3 separate regions of the Mus musculus genome follow, and regions 1 and 3 are each linked to region 2. A link is a loop called in an ENCODE intact Hi-C map of the cell type or tissue named here. Cell type or tissue: heart. All regions are shown on one strand.

What was found. Hi-C counts contacts between places; a loop is a spot of excess contacts. Peaks named below come from ENCODE experiments on the same cell type or tissue, not always from the same donor. Only the 100,000 strongest peaks of a DNase experiment are listed, where the experiment ranks them.
Region 1: it touches region 2 in a loop (2.3-fold over the local background); 4 of 42 quality-filtered maps call a loop at or near these places.
Region 3: a loop joins it to region 2, with 8 times the contacts of the local background. A loop is called at or near these places in 12 of 42 quality-filtered maps.

Annotation. Positions count from the first base shown.
Region 1 is chr5:136,374,651-136,382,650 of GRCm38, forward strand. All of the region lies in intron 4 of Cux1 (cut-like homeobox 1), which reads right to left. Mir721 (microRNA 721) reads right to left here and starts at 1,153; the gene lies at 1,066-1,153. In heart, a CTCF peak has its summit at 4,924 (motif pointing right); no DNase peak of the experiment used is centred here; H3K27ac peaks cover 2,121 bases.
Region 2 is chr5:136,618,522-136,626,521 of GRCm38, forward strand. No RefSeq gene overlaps it. Among named protein-coding and RNA genes, the nearest start is that of Gm38722, 9.8 kb to the right of the region's middle. In heart, CTCF peaks have their summits at 1,648 (motif pointing left) and 4,942; DNase peaks (open chromatin) are centred at 4,500 and 4,660; H3K4me3 peaks cover 2,150 bases; H3K27ac peaks cover 1,844 bases; H3K27me3 peaks cover 3,870 bases.
Region 3 is chr5:136,277,552-136,285,551 of GRCm38, forward strand. It overlaps Cux1 (cut-like homeobox 1), which reads right to left. Exons shown (of 23, transcript NM_001291234.1): 21 at 5,317-5,505; 22 at 1,879-2,143. Among named protein-coding and RNA genes, the nearest start is that of Gm30408, 36 kb to the left of the region's middle. In heart, a CTCF peak has its summit at 3,954 (motif pointing right); no DNase peak of the experiment used is centred here; H3K27ac peaks cover 208 bases.

The sequences.
Region 1 (8,000 bases), 240 kb before region 2:
GGAGGCCTTGTGGACAAAGAAAATGATTTTGGGGCTGGGAGATGGTTCTGAGTCCCCAGCACCCACATAAGCAGCCAAGTGTGGGCATTGGTAATCCCAGTAGTGCAGTGGAGACAGGTGGAATTCTCTAGCTCAGTGCCAGCTAGCCTTGCAGTTTGTGAGTTCTAGGCCAGTGAGAGATGCTCTCTCAAAAGACAGAGTTGATGGCTCCCGAGGAACAATACATGAAGCTGACTCTGGCTTCCACATCTATGTTCCTTTATACTTACACAGACTGGCCCTCCTCCCCCAAAGAAATGATGTCTGCCATCAGATTTACTCAGGGTTAGATTTTAGTCTACAGTTGGAAAAAACACACAGGCAATTTATAGGACTGGGTTTTGGCCTCTGGCTTTCCCAAGAATTCTCAGTAGAAGGTAGACAGACAGACAGACAGACAGGCAGGCAGGCAGGCAGGCCGGCAGTAAATGCTCTCAGTCAATATGATCTTCCTTTTTCCTTCTCTTTAGGAGGTAATTATAACCCACCTGCTGGGCCCCAGGGGAACACACCCTTTGGAATTCTGAGAATAGAAGAATATCCAAGTCACAGGGCTTAGAAAGATTACTGAATCTATTTGTGGCAGGGGCGCCAGCCTCGCCTAGGGATGGCTGTGGAGATTTAGTCTCCTCTCAAGGAATGCTAAACATCACACATGGCAGATCAGTGAGGGTATATATTCAAGAACTCACTTAACTTTCCATGCCAGAGTCATTAATTTTTCAGACCACCTCTGGTTCCTGGAAGCAAGGGCTGGCCTGGAATTCTCTGGGATGTCAGTGTGTTCACAGCATTCACTCCATGCGTCACCAGGACGTGTGGAGCTAGAGTCTGCAGCCCTGAGGGAGCCCAGCACTGGGGCTTAACACCAACACTGTCCATCATGTGACTCTCAGGCTTGGTGGGCACTTATGCGGCCTCTATACACAGTCCCTTTCTCATTCATGACTTTTCATTATTATTTTAATCAGCATTAAAATATTTATGTTATGCTAGATTGCTAGAGCTATTTTGGGAACATAGTTCTTCCAAGCAGGAGTGGCAATAACAAGAAAAATGAAATTCTCAGAACATCCCAGGTACTTTTTTCCCCCTTTTAATTGCACTGTCTTCCCAGGAAACCTGAATCTCTCTCTGCCCTCCATGTCTTCAGGCTAGGGAAATGGATTGAGAGAAATGAGCACTATGCCCACAACATCCTTTATACAGAAGGACAATCTGAGCTTGATCCAGGTCAGGGATAAGGAGGAGAAGGAGCTATGCTCGCAGAACAGTCTAGGAGCTGCCAGCGCCAATTTGACTTTTCAGGAGCTAAGGTTGCATTCTGTACACATGCATGTGTGTGTGTGTGTGGAAAGGTGTTGATGATGGGTGTCTTCCACAATCTTTCTCCACCTTGCTGAGACAGTGTCTTTCATTTGGCCTGGAACTCACTCAGTAGGCTAGGCTGCCTGGCTAGGCCAGGAATCCACCAGTTTTACCTCCCCAGCTCCAGGGGTTAGGAACTCACAGGAGCTTTTTACATGGGTACTGGAGATGGAATGTGGATTCTCATGCTTGCCAAACACGTAACTGGCTGGGCCATCTCCCCAGGCCCCTCCAGGCCATCCCTATTTAAAGGCCAGGACCCAGTGTGTCTGCTTCTGATGAAAAAATAGCTTCCATCTTGCCATTCAGCAGGAATCCAGTAACATATGAAGAGAACACACATGCTATGAGCAAATAGTAACCAACTACGCCTTAAGACAAATTCTCAGCACGCCCCACTGTAAATGGAAGTTCTGGAACTCTTGTAATTATTCATTATAGCATCTATATTTAATTTAACAGTACTAAAGTTAATGTCAAAGTAGCAAAACTGGCCACAGAATAGAAAAGGAACTGAATGTTCAAATAGTTTGGTGCATTAGACTCAACTTTACGATGGTACATTGTATGACTAAAGGCCTACAGCATTGGAATATTGTTTTGGGATATGTAAAAGCCATTGGTAAAGTAGCTCTTAGGCTTAATTTTTATTATGTGTATTAAAGGAACGGCTAATTACCACATGATGGTATAATAGTCCTAGCATGTTTGAGCTGGAGACCAAAACAATGAACTTCAGCACGCCAAACCCGGACCTGCATGTTAAGCTGGGGAAATCATAGCTTTCTGTCTCGTTAACGATTTCCAATGCCATTTAAACTCCATACAAGCATTGTTAGGTATCAGGCTGTACGTCAGAAGCCTCTCAACTCAGCAGTTCAATTACAGAATTGTCTGAGGGAGGAGACAGAAAACACCCATAGACAGAATAGCATGCGGAGTTCTGTAAGCCACCTGCCCAGCCTCCAACCCAACATGCTTTGCCACTATCCACATCCACCCACCATGACAAACTCAAAAAACATTTTACGATCATCTGATAAGTTAATTCCTGAAGCAGGCTTGGAGGTAGTGTGCAGTTCGTTATGCAACTCAGGACCTTAAACAGCATAATTATATAACAAACAACCCTATCACCTGGATTTATTCAGCACATTTTGCTAAGCGAGGTAACATTAGCTCATTAATTCTAGTCATCCCTGCAGAAGCTGGGGGAAGGCATGCTGAGATGTGTCAGGCGCTGGCATCTCCCCCAGGGACAGGGATGGGAAGGAAAGCTGGCCAGGCCAACAGGTATGCAAAATGCTAATTATGAATGCTACTTCCTGAGACAGCAGCTACCTCAATTATACTGTCTCTTCATGCACTAATTTAACAAGGGTTTCCTAAGTGGCTACATGATCTGGGAAAGGCCAGGGTTGGGCACTGCAAGGGACACTGAGCCAAGTCAACAGGAGCCAGCTTCCCTAGAGAGGTAACCCAGGTAACATCAAATATCAATGGGAAAGCAAAAAACAGCCACATTAAAGATCACATGAGTGGAGAATAGATCCCATATAAATGGGCAAAGAGGAAAAAAAATTTTTTTTCAGTAAGAGGAGACAGAGATACTTGAGTAGTTGCCTTAATAGTGACACAGGGACAATCAGGAGTACAGTGCCAGGCAGGATCAGAACCATCTATCACCACTAAGAATAACTGATAATGTTAATTTTATGATGCTAAAGGAATACTTGATAAGCAAGACTAACACCTTGCTCTGAAAGGCTTGCCAAGGTAAATACCCCAATATACTAACCAAAAACTGAAAGGACAGGAGAAAAGACCCGTCCATCATAATAGGTACAAATTTCAAAACTCCATTCACATCTGTTAATCACAGAGATGTAAAATCATTTCTTCCTATGGTGCTGGGGAAGAAACTCAGTCATGAGAATGCAAGGCCACTGAGCCACGCCCCCAGCCCCTCACTGGGGGATTCTAGGCAGGGGCTCTACTACTGAGCCACACCCCCAGCCCTCACTGGGGGATTCTAGGCAGGGGCTCTACCACAGAGCCACGCCTCCAGCCCCTCACTGGGGGATTCTAGGCAGGGGCTCTACCACAGAGCCATGGCCCCAGCCCCTCACTGCAGAGATTTGAGGCAGATGCTCTTCTACCAAAAAACCTAGCAAAATGTCAGTATGGATGCAAAAGCCTGAAGAACACTACCAACCAATCACCTCGGTGGCCCCACACAGCTGCACAAGTGTTCCTTTAGTATGCATGGGGAATATCTAACAGCAAGCAGAGGTGCAAACAAGTCTTGATAAATTCAAAAGAACAAATATCATCCGAAGCACATTCTCTGGCCACAATGGAGTAAAACATGCACTGGACCTCTTAAGAACATAAAAAAGGAGCAAATCAAACGCAAAGTAAGCAGAAGTGAGCAAAGGAGATTGGGGAGCAATAAAACTGAAAAGGCAAAGAGAAAAAAAAAAATCAATGCAAACAAAAGCAGGTTCTTAAGGAAAAAAAAAAATCATTGAAATTGATTAGCTCCTAGCCAGTCTGATCTAGAAAAAAACATAGAATTTACAAATCCCAAGATCAGGAAATGCCAGAATGGATATGACTACACATCCTTTAATTCTGTTTCTTTTCTTTTCTTTTCTTTTCTTTTTCTTTTTCTTTTTTGAGACAGGGTCTCATTACATAGTGCTAGATGGCATGGAAATCTGTATGCAATCCAGGCTGACCTCAAAATCATAGAGATCTGCCTGCTTGCGCCTCTTGGACTGCTGGGATTAGAGGGATGCACTACCACAATTGGCACAACATGGCAAAGGTGGAAACAGGTGGATCTCTGTAAATGAGTTTGAGGCTAACCTAGTTCATATATTGAGTTCTAGGTCACTCAAGGCTATATAGTGAGATTCTATCTTAAAAAAAAAAAAAAGGATGATATATACTATGATTAACATCATGCCCAAAGCCAGGTATGGTGGTGCATGCCTGTAATTCCAGGAGTCTGGAAGACACAGAAGAGAGGCAGATCTATTTAAGTTCCAGGTCAGACTAGTTGATACGGTGACAAAATGTCTAAAAAATATTTCAGCCCAAAAAGATAACTCAGTGGGTAAAGCACCTAGCATGCCAGCAGGAGTAGCTGAGTTCTGATTCCCAGAATCCACCTAAAATGCCAGGACAGGTACCCAGTGGAGACACAAGCAGACCTGGGGCTTGCTGGCTAGTCACCTTAGCCTACTTGGAGAGTCCCAAGTCCCAGTGAAAGACTCTGCCTTAAAAAAAAAAAAAAAAAAAAAAAAAGATAGCTCCGGGTGAATAATACACTAGATTGACCTCTGACCTACATACACTCCCCTGTGCATATACATATATAAACAAAAGCAAAAATACAATTGGAGATGATTCAATCTGACTCAGAAAGGAATTAAAAACTGTTTATAGTACTATATCTTTTTTTTAAAGATTTGTTTATTGTATTTATGTGTGCTCTGTAACTGTGCTCCACCAGAAGAGGGCACCAAATCCCATTACAGATGGCTGTGAGCCACCATGTGGCTGCTGGGAATTGAACTCAGGACCTCTGGAAGAGCAATAGGTGCTCTCAACCGCTGAGCCATCTCTCCAGCCCAGTACTATATCTGTTAATGAAGTTCAATTTGAAATGAGAACCAGCAATACCAGGCCCATTATCATCACTCCACCACAGGAGCTATTTATTAGTATTAATGGTTGCCAAGGGATTGGAGGAGCAGTTTTCTTCAGTGGTGTAACTGCTTGTCATTTGCCCAAAGTTCCAGTATGTCTCCACTCATAGGCATGTAAGCAACCTTAATTAAACTCAGTGGGTTACAGAACCAGAAAAAAAAAAAGTTGAAAATGAGGGGAACTTGGTGGGAGGAAGGGAGGAAAATTGAGAGGAGCTAAGAGAGGGTAAGGGTATGTGTAAAAAGGACCAAGTTTATAAAAGGTAAAAGAAAGAAAGTCCCAGGCCTAAATGTCTTCAGAGTTTAACTACAGGAATGTAAAAAAAGATATAATAGTGGCTTTGAAGGGGGAACACTTCCCAGCTCATGACGTGAGCTTAGAGCCTTGTCTTCTGGTTAATAAACACAAAAGTCTGTATTCTATACTCCTTACAAATTTAAAGACAAAAATCTTTAGTAAACTGTTAATGAATTGATCCAGCCAATTTTGTTTGCTCTTTTTTTTTTTCTTTCAATTGTATTTGCTCATTCAGTAGTGCTGGGATTGAACCCTATGTCAGGTAGTGGTGGGGAGTAAGCCCTGGGCTTTGCACATGTTAGCTAAGTACTCTACTACCGAACTTGCCTTGTATGCATAAGGACCTGCATTTAATCACCAAAACACATGTAAAAAAGCTGGTGTGTGTGTGTGTTGGGGGGGGGGGGGCAGGTGGTGGGCACTTCTAAGCCTAGAGACAGGAGGCTTTTAAGTCTCTGGGGCTTGCTGGCCAGCTACTCTAGCCTAATTGGCAAGCCTTAGCTGTCAGTGAGAGACTGCCTTAAACAGCAAGCAAGCAAGCAAGCAAGCAAGCAAGCAAGCAAGCAAGCAAGCAAGCAAGACCACCACCACTAACAAAATCCCAAGGTGGGCATCACCTGAGGAATAACAGCCAGGGTTGATCTCTGATCTCTGTATGCACACACATATGTACCTATGTACACACACTCAAATGGAACTTCAGTGCAATGGGATAGAGCTCAGGGCTAGCACCTTGTGTGTGCAAGGCCCCGAGGTCAATGCCTAACACCAGTAGTAAACTATATATATGTCTATACACTTAAGTAATTTTCAAGAACAACTTTTGAATGTTTTAATAAAGTATTTTAATTCCCTTTGCTCTGCACCACTGCCTTGTGTGTTGTGGCACTGGGGATTAAATCATGCTAGGCAAGCACACCGCCGCGGAGCTACGGCCTCAGATTCTCTTTACTTTCCATTTTGACACAGGGTCTCATCAGGTTGCCCAGGCTGTACTTGAACTCACTTTGCCTCCAAAGAACTGGAATTGTAGTTATGAACTACTATGCCTTGCTGTAGCTTCTTATTTTTAGAATGTGATATATAGAGGTTTTTCAAAATACACTACTATAATTGTCTATGCATATAATATACTTAAAATAAGAATATCTTGGGGCTGTGAATCCCAAATTTTTTCTTGAGATAAATGGCAATATCTCAGTTGGCAGAGTACTTGCATGGCACACATGAGGTTCTGAGTTTGAGCCCTAGTTCCACATAAAACAGGCTTGGCGCCACACACCTGTACTCAGGAGGTAGCAGGAAGATCGGAAAGTTAAGGTCATCCTCAGCTATAAAGCGGGTCTGAGGCTAGCCTGAATATACATAAAGATGTCTGGCGAGTGCTCTGGATTGATGGATTTGGCTACTGGGCCAAGAGTGACTAGTAGTATGCAGTAGGAAGGGTGAGCCCAGGGAGCAAGGAATTATGGGAATGTGGATGAGTGAGGTAGTGGCAGGTGTGGTAAGAGGGGCTTAAATGTAGGCCAGCTTCTGGAGGTGCAATTATTAAGAATGAGAACAGAACAGAAATCTCTGATGACACCTGCATGGAGACCAATGCGTATTCATTATGGTGACACCACTTACTGTCTTGGAGGGTAGTTGGGGCGTGTGTGTGTGTGTGTGTGTGTGTGTGTGGTCTTATGCTCCTGAGAAGTTTCAGAAGTCACCTAGGACAACGTGTCTACACTGACAAGGAAGCTGAGGAGAAAGTCCTGGCAGAGGAAGAAGCCAGGAGGAGAGTGTGACCAGATAGAGTGGTGACTCAACATGTGTAGTCCCCTCTCAGGAAAGTCTGCTTCTGTGGGGATAGAGCACAAAAGAAGAAAATATTTGGGCCAGTCTGGGGCCACTTACAGACTCTCACTTGGCCCTCTAGCAGCACTTTAATATAAACATTTATTTGGATGTCTCTGTCCACTATCCAGGCAGCTGGCATGCCCAATAAAGGGAAGCAGTGTCAAATAGAGGTCGCAGAGTTACTGAAGGCACACTGCTGGGCTGCACCGAAGCTATAGGATGGCAAGCCAGCTTCAGACCTGGCTAGGACCATTTATGTCAGGGATGACTTGGGGATGGCAGTAGGGCTTGTGGCAAATGGACCCACTCCATATTGTGAGGGCTTAGAAACCCCATCTTAGTAAACCCTGGGCCCATGTTTGCACAGAGCTTTGCAGGCAACACAGGGCTGTCCCCTGCCACTAGCTCCAGGATGAATGTGTTCCTTGTGAGCACCATCCCAGGGATGACATCACATGCAAGCCAACACTACTCTTTGCCGGGACACTCTGGGCTAATGTAATCATACGATTACATAATTAACCCAGCTGTCTCATTAAGAAAATCAACTGGAATTCAGGGCATAATTAGTTATATGACAATTAGCATGCTGATGAGCAACCGATGAAAAGCTGTCTAGATACCCAGCGTGCCAGGACCACCCCAATCATGTCCGGGCTTGGGGTGGGGGGTAGGAGGTGGGGAGGAATGGGTAGGATGAGGCCACACACCTTTGTGTGTACACATCAAGAAGGATT
Region 2 (8,000 bases):
CCATAGAGAGACACGCCATGCTTGCAGATATTCATGTGGGAGTCTTTAGTGGAGGCTGTAGGACTGCTGTCTGCAATTTATGTTAAAATGCATTAGAAAAAATAAAATAAAATGGATTTTGGCTGGCCGGATGGGCAGATAAAGCATCATACAAGGTTAACGGTGGAATTTCAGAAAGGTGTATACTTAGCCCCATTGGCTCAAGTCAGCTGTATGTTTCTAAATTTTCACAAAGTATCGGAATAAGTTTATATATGCCAGTTAATATACATCCAGTAACAGAAAATTTGGGCAGTATGGGATGGTGTAGCTGGAAATCTCCTATATCCTGCAAGCCAGCCATATTTCTTCCTTGTTTCTTTCTTTCCTTCCTTCTCTGTCTCCCTTTCTCCTCCCTCCTTGCTTCTCATCTTCCTTTTTGCTTTTGGGGAAGGATCTAGTACGTAACCCAGGTTGGCAATCCTCCTGGTTCTGTCTCCTGAGTTCTAGAATTATAGGCCCAGACCACCCACCCACCCTTCCTTCCTTCTTTTCCAATGCTTCTTTCTTCCCTTTCCCTTTCTGTTCTCTCTCCCTCCTCCTCCTGTTTCTCTTTCTCCTGTTCCTCCTCTTTTTGTTTTTCAGGCAGGAGCCCAGGCTAGCCACACTTGTGGCAATCTTCTGCTTCAGCAAGTGCAGGGATTGCAGACATACACTACCATATCCACGGAGAAAGCTTCCTCCTTCCCTCCCTCCTTCCATCCCTCCCTCCCTCCACAGCCTCACACAGCTAGGTCCGTGCTGTAGGACTGAGCCAAGAGCTTCACCCCCTAGAGTTGTTCTTATAGCTGAACATACCACTGAAATTCCATTTCTGCTCAACGGGATCACCATCTCACAATTCTCAGGAAAAACTTGTGCTTTGTTCCTCTGTCCCTAACCTGAAATCCTCCATCCAGGCAGTGGACCGGGAGTAGGGGGCATAGAACAATACAGAGAAGCTGAACCTTACCAGCCCATTTGCCCTGCATTCCCAGAGTGGTGGCAGCTAGGTTGGATCCCCAATTCTGCAGGTACTCTGGGGGACCTTGGGTAGATCCACACAGCACTGGTGAGCCTCAGTTTCCCCTTCTGTAAAGCAAACACAGTGCTTTCTATTTCCCAGGAGTGGCTGTGGGTGGTGAGACAGGACCCACCAGGGTGTGTGCCCCGGAGCCAGGCCCTTCAAGTGGTGAGCGGCACTGGCCTGCCCTCGCCCCACTCTCCTCCAGGAGGTCGCCTGGACTCGCAGACTTGGCACAGCTCCATCGCTGTACAACTCTCTTCCCTGGAGCCTGAACGGAATGTTTTCTCTACCCTCCTCCTCCTTTTCCTGTGACCGTGTCTGCAGGACTCCTCTGCTGTCCTGGGCTCCCCAGAGATCAGCCCTAACCCTCTCTCCCTGTTTGTCTCCCACCCTGCAGCCCACCGGGCTGTTTCCAATTTGGAATCTTGTCTCTCAGATCATAGCCGCCTCTTAGATGGAGCTAATGAGGATTTAAGGGCCCGGAGCCCTGGACCTCCCCAAACTGAGATAAATCCTGCCTCTGTTCAGACAGGGGGCCTCCAGCCAGGCACTCAATCCCCTCCTCCAGGCTAGCCGGGAGGCGCCTGGGGAGCCCCCTTCTGGCAGGCAGGGAGGGCCTCCCAGCTTCTCGTCGGGAGACAGGAAGAGACAGTTTCTCAAAGGCCCAGAAGAAGGTCCCACAACACGATGGCCCAGAGCGGTAGACTTGTGAAAAAGAGCTGTTTATTGCATTTTAAAATTGAAGCTCGTTATATCTAAGTGTTTGTTCACGTGTGTGGGGTGTGCTTTGTTCACTCGCGGACAGAGTTCAGCACGCAGGGTCTTCTTCAGTTATCTCCACAGCTTTTGAGGAAGGATCTCTGACTAAACCTGGAGTTGGCCGTCTCCTCTGGCCTGCATACCACAGCGCTCCTTAGCATCCTCTGGCTCCACCTCCGCTCTTGCTTCAGAGCTGCTGTTAAGGACGTGCCAGGCTTTTTATGTAGGTGCTAGAGATCTGAACTCAGGTCCTCTGCTGGTTGTAGCAAGCGTTTTATCCACTGAGCCATCCCCCTTCACTTTTATTCACTGATCGATTATTCGTTTTGTTTTGTTTTGTTTTGAGACAGGGTTTCTCTGTGTAGCCTTAGCTGTCCAGGGACTCACAGCGATCCTCCTGACTCTGCCTCCAGGATACTGTGCAGACTCCATGACTCTGCAGCCCTGGGAACAAGCTGCCGGAGAGGAGAGCTTACGCAAGCTAGCTCCATGTTAGGAATAAGAGGAGGGAGCACACCTAGCTCTCCCTGAAACTCCAGGTAAAAGACAGGGACCACCCCAATGCTATATATAATTGAGTGTGAGTCTAGAGAAGACCTGAACTAGCTGTGCTGATGGGAAGGCTTCCTGGAGGAGGCGTTTGTTCAGGGCTCCTGAGTATGTGACAAGGCCCAGGAACATTTAAAAGCCACGCATTACCGGGCAGTGGTGGTGCACATCTGTAATCCCAGCACTTGGGAGGCAGAGGCAGGTGGATTCCTAAGTTCGAGGCCAGCCTGGTCTACAGAGTAAGTTCTAGGACAGCTAGGTTATACAGAGAAACCCTATCTCTGTATAGAAACCCTGTCTCGAACACACCCCCCCCCCCAAGCCTGGCATTATAGTGGGCATCTGAAATGATTCCAGGAAGGCTCAGGAGGATTGCCATAAGTTCTGGGCTAAGCTACATAGCAAGTCCCTGTCTCAAAATATTTTGGAAAAAGAAACCAAAAGAAAAGCAAAAAAATGACAAAATCCTAAACCATAGAACTTTTTTTTTTTTTAAACTCAGGGTCTCATGTAGCCCAGGGTACCTTCAACCCCACTATGAGTGTCCACTGAGGGTGACACTGGAGTCCAGAGCCTCCTGCCTCCACCTTCCCCAGCGCTGACACAGAACCCCAGGGCCTTGTGCTTATCAGACAAGCACTCACTCAGCCACATCCTCACCCCCTGCCAGGTGTTTCTTTGGTGACTTTATTCCCCCTACCCAAGGTGGGAGCAATGGCTCAAGAGATTAGGGGGGTCTCTGAGAAGACCTGGAGAGAGCAAACTTCAGCCAGTGCCCTGCTTCCTCTGAGTACCCCACACTACCCTGTAGAACTGTTTAATCTTTCAGTTTTCCCCCCATTAAGTCCCTGCTGCTGGCTATGGACTTAATAAATTCCACCCCATTTACTTACAAACTTACAATTCATTTAGGCTTAGCAGAACTTTCTGGACTGTCTAGGCAATGCAACCAAGCTGAGGTTGAGACATTTTTTCCTTTCAGCACAGGGCTCTCTTCCCCTTCAAACATACATGCAAAGGGCTGGTGGGATGGTTCAGTGGGTAAAGGAGCTTGCCACCAAACCTGCCGACTCAAGTTTAATCCCAGGAACCCACGTGGTTGAAGGAAAGAACTGACTCCTAGAGTTTGTCCTCTGACCTCCACAGGCCGGCTTTGGCATAAGCTTTCCCTACCCCTACTCCCTTAAAGTGATCTTTTCTTTTCTCTTCTTTTCTTTTCTTTCTCTTTTGTTTTTGTTTGTTTTGCTTGTTTGTTTGTTTGTTTTTAAACCCTCAAAATGAACAAATAAATTTTAAGAACCCTCTAACCAGAAAAGAAACAACAACAGCAAAACAGTAATAAACCCAGGAGCATGATCTTCTGGTACACACATGTAACTGACAGGCTGACAGGGGTCAGCCTGGGCTTCAGAGTGAACCTTGCCTTAAACAGACCAGATACACAGTCTTGAGGGGAGATAGGAGTTCTACTGGATGGTCCCACTCTCATCTCGGGAGCTTGGACCTATCCAGCCCCACCTTGGTGGTCTTGTTTTCTGCCACGTGTTTAGAGGAGCCTTTTTTTTTTTTTTTTTTTTTTTTTTTTTTTTTTTTTTTGAGACAGGGTTTCTCTGTATTGCCCTGGCTGTCCTGGGACTCACTTTGTAGACCAGACTGGCCTCAAACTCAGAAATCCACCTGCCTCTGCCTCCTGAGTGCTAGGATTAAAGGCGTGTGCCACCATGCCGGGCCGAGGAGCCTTTTTTATTAAGGAAGCTTTCATCCAGGCCGACCTTGATCCTTTGCAGAGGCCATGGGAGCTAAGGAAAGTTAGGGAGCAAGAGAAGCTTTTTCTCTTGTGGGAAAGCCTTGTCATCTTTCCAGGTGAGGATGGTAGCCCCGATTTTCTCATGAACCGGCATCCCCAAAGGCAGGGATCATTCTGGATTGCTTTTGGGAGTCAACTCATTGCTCAGGACTTGGGAATGCCGTAGGTCCTCAATCAATACTCCAAGGGTTGGATTCCGCAGAACCATGTGCCTGCGGCACCCATCCAGCTAAGATAGTCACAACCTCGGAGTAGGCTTAGGGAGAGGTGGCCTGGCTTCAGGAGGGTATTGGGTGCAAAGAAAAGCATCGTGGGGGGCCGTTTGGGGTCCTCCCGGGGCGCTTAACCTTGGCTTTCTCTGCTGGCTGGGTTGTGGCTCCTTACTCCAGGGCCTCGGGCTGCGCGCCAGAGAAGAGGAGGAGGCGTCTACCGTCTGCACCCATCACCTGAGCTGTACCGGGCGGGGAGGATAACAATTATTGGGAGAGGTTGAAAAAAAAATCATTATCAAATAACTACAGCTTGCAAAAGTTGGAGGGTGGAAAGGAAAATGCGGTCCGGATCGCTGCAGGATCGCGCGGCTGCTGGAGCTGCGCCGCGCAGCGCCGCGGTAGCCGATCTGGAAGGAGAAACATCTGCAAGGCATTTGTGCGAGGCTCACCTTTGAGACCTCGCGGTTGGAAGGAGGCGCTGAGTTCGCGCAAAAGGAAAATCGCTCCAAGGTTTTCTTAGGGGGACCCTGACTGGCGCGGGCTGAGGAGGCTAGGGAGTTGGGGAAGAGCGCCCCCTGTCAGGCGCACGAAGAGCCTTGATGACCCGAAAGGAAAGCTACCACCTTAGCCTCAGTTTCCCAATCTTTCTCTCTTTACCCCTCCTCCTTCCCCTCACCCTCATGTAGCCCAGGCTTTTTATGTAGCTGAGGCTGGCCTTGAACACTTCACCTTCCTTCTTCAGTCTCCCAAGTGCTGGGATTGCAAGTCTGCCTTCTAAGATACATTTTCAGCAGTATATGAATGGGAGTTAACGTTAAATTCACCAATCCGTTCATGTGACGAATTACGATGTCACTTTAAAAAAATCTTTAAAAGATAGCATGTCCAAGGAAAAAGGGGGAAACTTTTTTCCTGATAAAACAGAAGTGGCTTTTCGGAAATGTTTTTCCTTTTGGCAGCTTCATAAGACACTGTGATCAGCCAACGCCTTACTACCCTTTCCTCTGCAACAGCCTGCTTTCCCGTTCCCCCTCTCTCCTACCTTCATGCCCCTCTCTTATACCCCCACCCCGTAAGCAGTCACAGCCAGGTGTTCATGACACCAAGAGTCATTGACAGCCCACCACATGCTTCACCCCCATTCTGCTCCTCCCTTCCCTCTTTCCAGATGTTCCCTGGGCCTTGGAATGGTGACACAACGTGCTGGGTGGGACCGGGCATTCAGCAGCCACCTGTTCTCACCCCTTGGACCAGCTGAGTTCCCCCCCCCCCCAAGCACTGCCCATTCAAGAAGCCCTTCTCTGGTCAAAGCTGAGGGCTTCCTTAGTCTGTGTGTGTCCCCCCAAAACAAGGTTTCTCTGTGTAGCCCTGGCTGTTCTGGAACTCACTCTGTAGACTAGGCTGTCCTTGAACTCAGAGCTCTGCCTGACTCTGCCTCCCGAGTGCTAGGACTAAAGGTGTCTGCCACCACCGCTCAGCTTAGTCTATGGGTACAAGCACTGTTTCGAAAGCAGTTTAGGATTATGGAGATGGCTCAGTTACTAAAGGCACTTTCTGCTACACGTGAAGACCTGGGTTGGCTCTCCAGGACCCACAGGAGAGAGGAGAGAACCAACTTCTTCAGGTTGTCCTCTGGCTGTCAAAACTTGTGCCATGGGTGTCCTCACATACAAAATAAGTAAATAAATGCAATAAAAAAAATTAAGAATAGAAGGCAGCTTATGAGGTCACTTGACAGGTCACCAGGAGTTCCCTGTAGGGCCTGACCTTTCCAGGCTCAGACATTTCCCCAGTTCTGCTTGACAAGCCTTCCTTCCATCCCTTGGGGCAGATCTCCTCACATCCAATCCTAAAGACAGAATCTTATTTGTAGCTGAGGCTGGCCTTGAACCATCCATATCCTTTTGTCTCTCTGCCTCTTGAGTGCTAGGATCACAGGGAGGTACCGCTGTGTCCAATATATTCTTCTTCCCTCCCTCCCTCCTTCTTCCCTCCCTCCCTCCCTCCTTCTTCCCTCCCTTCCTCTGTCTTAGAAGGTCTCCTGTAGCCCAAGCTGGCCTCAAACTCACTACAAGGCCAAGGATGCCCTTGAACTCCTGATCCTCATGCCTCCACCTAAAACCAGGATCATAGGCATGCAGCCTTGCACTCTGTTTTGAGTAGCCAAAAAGTTCCTTGGAGGCTCAGCTGGTGGAGTGCGTGCCTACCACTCAGAAGCCCTTGGCTCCATCCAGCTCTGCCTAAACCAGGAATGGTGGTGTATGACCGTATTCAGGAGGTAGAGACAAGAGCTGAATCAGAAGTTCAAGGCCGTTCTTCAACACATAGAAAGTTTGAGACAAGCCTGGACTACACAAGACCCCGTGCCCTCCTGTCTCCCCTACCTCCCCTTTAAAGAGCCTAAGTTTCTAATTCAGGGACCAGGGCAAGCCTTTCAGCCTGCTGATCCAGCTGAACCAGGGTGGCCGACAAGGAGCCTCACAGCAGCTCACTGCCGGTTCTTGCAGTCAGAGGAGAGTCTAGCAGAGCCAATTTCCAATGACTGAAATAATCCTCGTTTGGACGAGCAAGGTTGTTGTTGGCTCTGTATGTGCCTTTGGTCACTTCCTGTCCAGTCTGAGGAGATAAGAGGGCCACTGTGTGGGAACCATACGGCACCTTAAGGACCTCCATCGGGGTTGTAGGTGGGGGAAGAGACCCTGAGGTGACACAGACTTGTATTATTGCCACCTACCCTGGTTTTGTCTTTTTTCTGTTTTTCGGGGGGGGGGGGCTGCCTTGGTACCAACTGTCACCAAATTGTAATTAGCCCAGCCCCCAAAGCCCCCCGAGAACAGAAAGATAAGAGACATCTTCAGAAAGGGAAGGGAGACGCAAACCTCACAGGAAGCCAAGCGGGCAAACCGTCACTTGAGCTGAAGTGAGAACTGCCTTTCTTTTCCAGCCAAGGGTGACTTTGGTGCCTCTAGGGTCAGGTGGGGTCACAGAGGGCAGAACTCTGTGTGCCTTCAGGGTGTGGAAATGGTGACCAAGTCTTTACTCTTTTAGAGAGATTTTGGGGGCTGGAGCTGTTGTTTAGTGGTAGAGTGTGTGTCTGGTATGTGCAAAGCCCAACACTTCAAATAAAAAACAAAACTGTTACTGGCGGTTCAAGTCTATTATCCCAATTACTTGAGTGGAGCCAAGAGGTAGGGGTGCGTAGCTTTAATCCCAGCACTCAAGAGGCAGAGACAGATTGATCTCGGTAAGTTCAAAGCCAGCCTGTCTACAGAGCCAGTTCTAGGATAGCCAGGGTTATACAGAGAAACCTTGTCTTAAAAAACAAACAAACAAAAAACCCAACTACTTAAGCAGATGAAACAGGAAGATATGTGAGTTCAAAGTCAGGCTGGGCTATATAGAAACACAAGGGGCAGCTTGGGTAACCTGTGAGACCTTATCTCAAAATAAAAACTAAAGGGAGGGCTGAGAATGGCTTTTTTTTTTTTTTTTTTTTTTTTTTTTTGAGACAGGGTTTCTCTGTGTAGACCTGGCTCTCTTGGAAATCACTTTGTAGACCAGGCTGGCCTCGAACTCATAAATCTACCTGCCTCTGCCCCTCCCAAGTGCTGGGCCTGCCTCTGCCTCC
Region 3 (8,000 bases), 340 kb before region 2:
AAGGAGGCTGGCCTTCCCAAGTGCTGGGATTTAAGATATGAGCCACTATGTCCAGCTTTAAAAAAATTTTTTTTTCCTTATTTTTGTATGAGTGCTTTGTCTGCATGTATGTATGTGTACCCACTATATGCCTGGTGTCTAGGGATGCCAGAAGAGAGTGTTATGTCCCTGGAAGTGGACATATGGCTGAGAACCACCATGTAGGTGCTGGGAAACAAACCTGGGTTCTCTGGAAGAGCAGCCAGTGCTCTTAACTGCTGAACCATCTCTCCTGAAGGTTTTAAAGCTGTGATTCAGAAAAGTGAGGTTCTGATAGGTCCCAGAAATACCCAGGTTGCATCAGCTTTCCTTGGGTAGCTTCAGGAACTTGAGAATTAGAGGACCAGCCCCTGGTGCTGGCTCTGCTCACAATCTGTTTTCGAGCCTCATGGCAGCAAGGTAGGCACCGAGCTCTGCTCTACCCAGTCAGCAGGTGGCAGGTTAGGTGGGTAGCTAAGCTAAGTCTTACAAATAGGATGCAAGTATGATGGGTTTGAGATTTGGCGTTGCCATTTACTAGCTGCAGCTTAGATAAACAAATGTGGACTTCTGAGTTCATCTGCTCTCAAGCTCTCTCTCTCTGAGCCCAGGTTGGCCTAGAACTACCTACCTCAGTCTCCTAGGTGCTAGGTTTACAGGTGTGTACTGCCATGCCAGTTCTTACAGGGCCTTTGCAGTGAAGGAAGCTTGCTCTAGTCAGTAAAGCAGAGGTAAACGGCTGGAAGTGGCAAAAGGGTAGCATAGGATCTGGCCTAATACGCCAGCCGCCTTTGTGGGTTTGTGGGACTTGTCTTGGTAAAATAGTGATTCTGGGCTTGAGTCTGGGTGGAGGACATACATTTATTTATTTACTTTCAGAGATAAGAGCTTACTCTGTAGTCCAGGTTAGACTGAAACTTTTTATTCTCCTGATGTCTTTTAGGTACTGGGATTATATTTTTAATTTTAACTAATCAATGTACTTGACAGCTAGTGATGGAACACTTATGCTTAGCTCTCCCACTGAGCTACACTGCTGCAGCCCTGCATTTGATATCTAGAAAAGCTATACAGGAAAGTAGGCTTTGGAGGGTGTAGGGGATTTAAGCAGGGCCTTGTCCATGCAGGGCTGTACCACTGTGCCACACCCCCAGCTCCTCAGGGTGATTGTGGACAAGAGCTCTACTACTACCAAGCCACACCCCAGACCTAGGTTAATTCTGAAGGGTCCTGTTGCTGCTTTTGTTTTAATTTACTTCTTGCAGGCATGTGTGAGGTAGGTGTGGTTGAGGACATGTATATACCATGGCACGTGTGTAAAGTCAGGAATTGTTCTTTGTGTGGGGCTGGGAATCAAGGTAGTCAGGTTCTGTGGAAGGTACCTTTACCTGCTAAGACATCCCACTAGTCCTTAGCTTTCTTTTTTAAAAAAGACCCTAGGGCTGGATGTGGTGTTTTAGGCTTTTAACCCCAGTACTTGGGAGGTAGATGTAGGCAGATCTCTGGGTTCAAGGCCAGTTTGGTCTCCATAGCAAATTCTAGGCCAAAGCTACATAGTAAGTGAGATCCTGTCTAAAATGAAGATGGCACCACCAGGTGAACCAGCAGGCAGAGGCACTGTGCACACAGACCTGACATCTGTGTCCATCCCAAGGTCCTATAAGGTGGTTGGAGAGAATTGAGTCCTGAGAGTCCCTCTGACTTCGAGCATGCACATGCACACTGGGACACCAGCCCTTCCCCAGCTGTTCACACTGCATGCTTTGGCCTGGGGTCTCCCTTCAGGAGCCAAGGCTACACTGTGTTTGGTCATGTGGGTTCTCATAGGTCCTGCTGTTGGGAGTCTTGCTAGGGCTTTACCTGTAATTATGGAACCAGTTGATGACGGTGCTGGTCTTCAGGTTGAGTTGTGTGGCAAGTTCCTCGATGGTTTTTGGTGATGGGTATGGCTTCTGCTGATATGCTCGCTTCAGCGCTTCCTTCTCCTCTGGAGCCAGCACCACTCGAGGTTTCTTCAGCTGGTGTTGTGGCTGGGGGCTGGCGCCTTGGCTATAGTCAATACCCACAGAGGGGGGCTCACAAGGCTGACTGTCACTGACAGAGCTGTGTCGCCTCTTCATGTAGGCTGCAGGGCGAGAGAGAGAAAAAAAAAAAACCAACAAAAAAAAAACAACAGGTGAATTCAGGAACAGCTGGCAAACCAGCTCAAAGTCTCAGCCCTGGGAACAAAACAGGATGCTGAAAACATATAGTCTGAGTGTGGTAGGGCATATGTAATCCCAACACTGAGGAAACTGAGGTAGGAGGATCATGAGTTTGAGGCCAGTCTGGGCTACATACTAAGACCTAGAGTGGGGGGAAAAACACCCCAAAACCAAATAGCTGGGCTGTAGCTCAATGGCAGAGTGCTTGTCTAGCATATGATACCTTGAGTTTGAGTCCTAGCATTCAAAAACCAAACCAAACGAAACCAGGATAACCTAAACAAAAAAGCCCCCAAATAAAACCCTGCAGTGGAACCACACTGTCCTCAGCATAGACTGAGGACAACTCTGATGTCATGTGGGTTCCTAGCTGTCCCTGTCCAACCTGACAGTTTCTTGAGGGCTGCAGAAAGATCCAGCTTGGTGAATACCCTGCTGGCAGAGGCACTGGGCACCTGAGAGGAGTTCTAATAGAGATCACTAGACAAAGCTTGGAGAGGGCTGAGAGACTTCCCAGAAAAGAGGATATTTCAAGATCATCTCAAAGAATGATGTTGCATAGCCATTAGAAAAAATGGGCTATGGCAGGAGGCTGTTTAGAAAATGGAAACCCAAGCCAAGGTGGTGGGTGCTTGTAATCCTAGCACTTGAGAGGGAGAGGCAGGATGATCAGGTGATGAAGGTTATCACTGGACTGCGTGAGACCCTGTCAAGAGAAAGAGTGGGTAGAATTGTTTAGAAAGGAAAGAAGACAATGATAATAGAAGTCAGTGACTGAGGCAAGAGTTCATCAACATGGAACATCACAGAACATTCCCACAGAGAAGCTAAGAAGGGCCTAGGGACATGAGGACAGCCAGGAGCCAATGGTGTTACAGAAAGGGCTGAAGAATCTCAAGGGCATGGACAGCCAAAGGCATCTAGCACCATAGGGAGGAATGTTTAGAAGGCCAGGCTGGACTTTGGACTTGATAATGTGGGGAAACTGAGGCCCTGGAGAATGGGAGTGAACCTATGGTGCTGGGCAGCAAAGGCTGAGAGCCTGACTGGAGGGAGGGAGCAAGGGTGGCCAGAGGAGGTGCTGTGTAGGGACGCTGAACAGGGAAAAGGCAAGCTCTAGGGGATTATGGCAAAAGGATTGTCAGGCCAGGATCATGCTGGGCTACAGTCTTAATAAGAAAGGAGGAGATAAGGAAGGAAGGGGGGGAAGGAAGGAGGGAAGGAGGAAGGGAGAGGGGAAGAAAGGAGAGTAGAGAAAGGAGGAAAGGCAGGGAAGGGAGGGGAAAGGAAGAAATGGGAAGAGCAGTAAGACAAGTGACTTCCTGATGGGAAGTGACATGAGTGTGGCTCCATGGTAGAGAATGAAGTCACTGCACACTGGTCCTGGGTTCAATCCCAACCATTCTTCACAAGATAAAGAACAAACTCTAAGCTGAGGAGAGAGATGTTGGAGAAAGCATTGGGGAGGAACCCAGGTGGCTAGACTGACAGGAGGAAGGGACAGATGGAAACAGAGATGGGGTTGTGGGGTAAAGGCAGTACTACTTTTGACCACCTTAGGAAGCAGATTGGGGTAAGGCAGGTGATGGGAAGGAAGTATTAAGAAGGAGATGGAGGGGGCCATCAGGACTGGGGAGTGACACTGGAGACCCCACAGAAGTTAAAGGCACCAACCAGTCTGTTAGAGATGGTCGGGGTTCAATCGAGACAGTAACACTTTTGTGACACAAGATGGCACCAGAGCCCATATGGAAGGAAGCTAGAGGCCCGGAAAGTCTGGACCGCCTAATTTGGGGTGGCGAAGGGAAAAAGAGGGGATGAACAAGCCTTTCTGTGGACATCTGAAGGGACAGGGAAATGCTTTGGAGGTGGCCTTGCGTCATACCTTAGGTGGGTGATCTTGGCTTTGACAGGGAGTGGGGTACCTTAATGCTATCTTGGTAAGTACTAGAAACTGGTGGAACTCAGCAGCAGTGGTTACTAGCTTCTTTTGTTTGTCTTCTTACCTTTGAGCTAGGGTCTCACAAACATTGCTTGGTCTGGTCTACTCACTCTGTAGCTCAGGCAGGCCTAGTATCTTCTTTTCATTCTCTCTAAGAGTTCCTCAGACTTACTAGGTGGCCAAAGATGACCTTGAACTCCTGATCCTCCTGCTTCCACTCCCAATGCTGCCATTAAAAGACATTAAAACTGCTTCCTAGGTGTAAGTGCTGCTGGGGATGAAACCCAGGGTTGTGTGCATGCTAAGAACAACTGAGTTAGAACCTATCCTTATGCCTCAGCCTCCCCAGTGATGGCTTTTAAAGGCCCTATACCTGACTTGTCGAGTAGGTCCTCCATACCACTCTTTGTATTTTTGATTGAAATTTAACATAATTTAAATTAAAAAAACTGGGAAGTCACTAGGCTTTTCAAGTATGTGGTGTTGCCTGGAGCTGCCCTGGAGGGTATGCGACTGGGTCATGTCTTAGGATGAGCTATAGTTGAGGTGGCTCTCGATGGGTGGAGAGCTACTGTTTCGGCTCATAGCTGATGGGCAGGGGCACCCTGAGGTCCCAGTGTGGCAGACCTTTGGCAAAATGGATCAACAATGACAGCTCTCCTCCCTGCTCCTCAGGATCTGGGATGGAGCCCAGGGCTTTATACCCAGGGCTAGAAGAGCACTCTGAGGCTCTCCTTTATTTCCCATAGTACTGAGGGTTTAACTCAGGTCTTATGCTTGTCGAGCAAGCTACAATCCTTGTCCATCAGTATACATTTCTTACTGAGCTCTTAACATCTTCATGGGCCTTTAGCATGAGGTGCACACACAGTAGATGATTGATAGACAAGCTAAAAGACAGCCAGAAGATAAGCCATTATCACAGACTGTGCTGCACCCAAGGGTCATGAGATCTTTATTTATAGACTTTTGGCCCCAAAGAGGGTAAGTCTTCCTTGTCCTCTTAGCTACTCACTGGCTGAAACTTGTTTAAACTATGGTGCCCTGCCTTACAGAGTCTGGATGAAGGATCAGTGACCCACATCCCCCATCTCTGTGGGAAGATTTGCAGAAAGGGCGTCTATGAGAGTGAGGTGGTGCCTGGGTGGGTACCTTTCTTCTCCATCCGCTTCATATCCATCAGCTTCTCCACATTGTTGGGGTCGTTCAGCCATAGCTGCATGCGGACAAAGGGTTCCCGTCCTTTCAGACTAAGCTTATGCCAAGGCTTTGGGCGGGCAAGGAGGTCGGAGACAGAACCCTGGGTGAGCCCCAAAATGGTCTCCCCAAATAAGCGCTGACCTGGAAAGCAGATGTGAGAGATGGTCACTGACAGACAGAGGGCAAGCAGGCAACAAGAACCTGAACTTAGACATAGGGTTCAATAATCCCGATTGTGGAGGCCTGGCCTACAGCAACATGTATAAGTATTTTTCTTTAGTTTTTACATGGCTGGAGATAGACCCTAGGGCTTTGTGCATGTGAGATGAGAAGTCTTATCACTGAGCTATACCCCGGCCACTTGCTGGTGGATCCTAGGCAGGTGCTCTACCCTAGGGTGGCAGCTTCAGTACTGAAACATTTCTTTCACTTGTCTTCTAACAACTTCATTGGCAAGGAAATTAGAATACACTTACATTCTATATGTATGTGACAAATGACTACGCTTTCAGAAAAGCATCCACGTAGCAGGTATGGCAATACATACTTGTAATTCTAGCACTGGGACATTGAGGCAGGTGGATGAGCAGTTTTAGGTTAGCCTGGGCTACATAGGGAGTTCCAGGTTAGCCTAAACTATCAATAGCCTCAGGAAAAAAAATTAAAAGAAAAGTTTCCAGGAGCCAGGTGAGCTGAGGGTAGACACTTGCAGCATCTGTCAGACTCAGTGAAATCCCCCACACAGGCCCAGAGAGTAGAATGGCAGCTGCTAAACTCTCAGGCATCTTCTACCAGAGGCCAAGCAGGCATGTGATTAGCAAGGTCAAGGGGCTTCTGAGCAAATAGGCACTTGACTCCTGGCTTACAGCAGGGAGGAGGAGTCTGGAAGCTTCCATTTGAAAGGCTCACTGATAGTACTGGCTTCTGCAGTTTAAGCTGCCACTGCTGAGTGTACCTCAGAGAAGATCAAACCTTCCCTGGATTCTTCTCCCATGCAGAGTAAACACCTTGCCTTGGGCTGATCACAAGGCAGGTGGCTGTGGAAGGCACAAAGGCATCCAAGCCTGTACTGTGTCATAGGCTTAAAAGAAGGGCTTGAAGGCTGGGAGAGACAGCTCATCGTTAAAGCCCTTAGCATGCAAGCATGAAGAGCTGAGCTAGAACCCCAGCACTCATATAAAAAGCTGGGCACATAGTCTGTGGCTGTAATTCCTGGGCTGGGGAGGGGGAGGCAGGATGATCCCTGCAACTTGACAGCCAGCCAGTCCAGCCCTCACAGTGCTCCAGGCTCACTGAAAGGCTCAGGTTTTTGGGAAGACAGTCCATAGTGACCTCTGATGTGTATATATGTGAACACATATACACACATGCTACAGAGGGGTTTGCTTCCTTTGTGAAAGCCATTCCTCTGTGAGGGCAGAGGCCTGCAATTCTTAAAGTTACACATCAGAGTCGATTATGACCCATATGAACTGATGGGAAAAGCTTGAGTAAACAGAAGCTATCGAGTGGAAGTGGAGACTGGGATCAGAAAGGCCACCGTTGGTCTAATACAGCATCTGGGTCATAGGATGCTGGAAAGAATGTGTCAAGTCCACACTGCAGCTGGAAACTGTGGAGGCTGGCTTATGCTCCCTGTGGCAATGCCCTCAGCTATGAACTGAAAAGACTACAGGAACACCCAGAGAAAATGATGCGGCACTATGCACTATAAACACTGTTGACTGTGAAGCCAAATTTAGTTAAGGTTTAAAATTTTTTTTTTTTAAAACAACAACAACAACAACAACAACAAGCCCAACTTGAATTTACAAGATTGAAGGTGTAGCTCAGTGGTAGAGCACTTGCCTAGAATCCCCCAGTGACGGGCTGGAAGTGTGGCTTAGTGGTAGTGTTTGAACATGCCAGGATCCAAGCTTAAGTAGGGATTTGAAACTTGCCTAGGGGTCTCTGCAGCTTGATGCAGCCTGAAGCTGGCCAACCTGTGCCCAACTATATCAAGAATCCGGTGGGAAGGCAGATAACTTTCCTTATAAACATTAAGACCAGTTAGAGCTACCAAGGGGCTTCTGATTGCTAAACCCAGGTGATGAGCTATAGGCTTTCCTGGAAGTTTCTCAGATTAATAACTGGTCCTTTGCAGTGGTGGAAAGTTCTGCAGGCCAGCAGGGTACTGCTCTTGATGGATGTAACCCGTGCCAACTAACTCCCCAGTGAGGATGGAAACTGGCTAGTGATGCCAAGGAGGAGGCTCCAGTGTTTGTCATTTCTAAACTGCGATCTTAAAACTTGGCGGTTTGAAAGGAGGTTTTCTTCTGTTATTCTCAACATTTACACGGAAGGATGCTTTCTATCTGGGAGTGGGTAGCAGGAGTGATCGGCCTGCTTCCTTGGATTCGTGACAAGTCTGTGAAGAAGTGGATGACTCAAGTGTAGGAATCCTTCCATATTTCAATAACCGATGAACATATGGGCTTTGGGCTGTTCTCAAATCAGCAGCTACATTTTCATCTTTTTATGAATGAATGATTACAATTGTTCTCAGTGGATGGTCCTTTTTCCTGTGTTCTGTTTTGGACAGTACATTGCATAAATGGGATGTGGGGGTTCATGATGACATCTGGGCTTGACTCCAG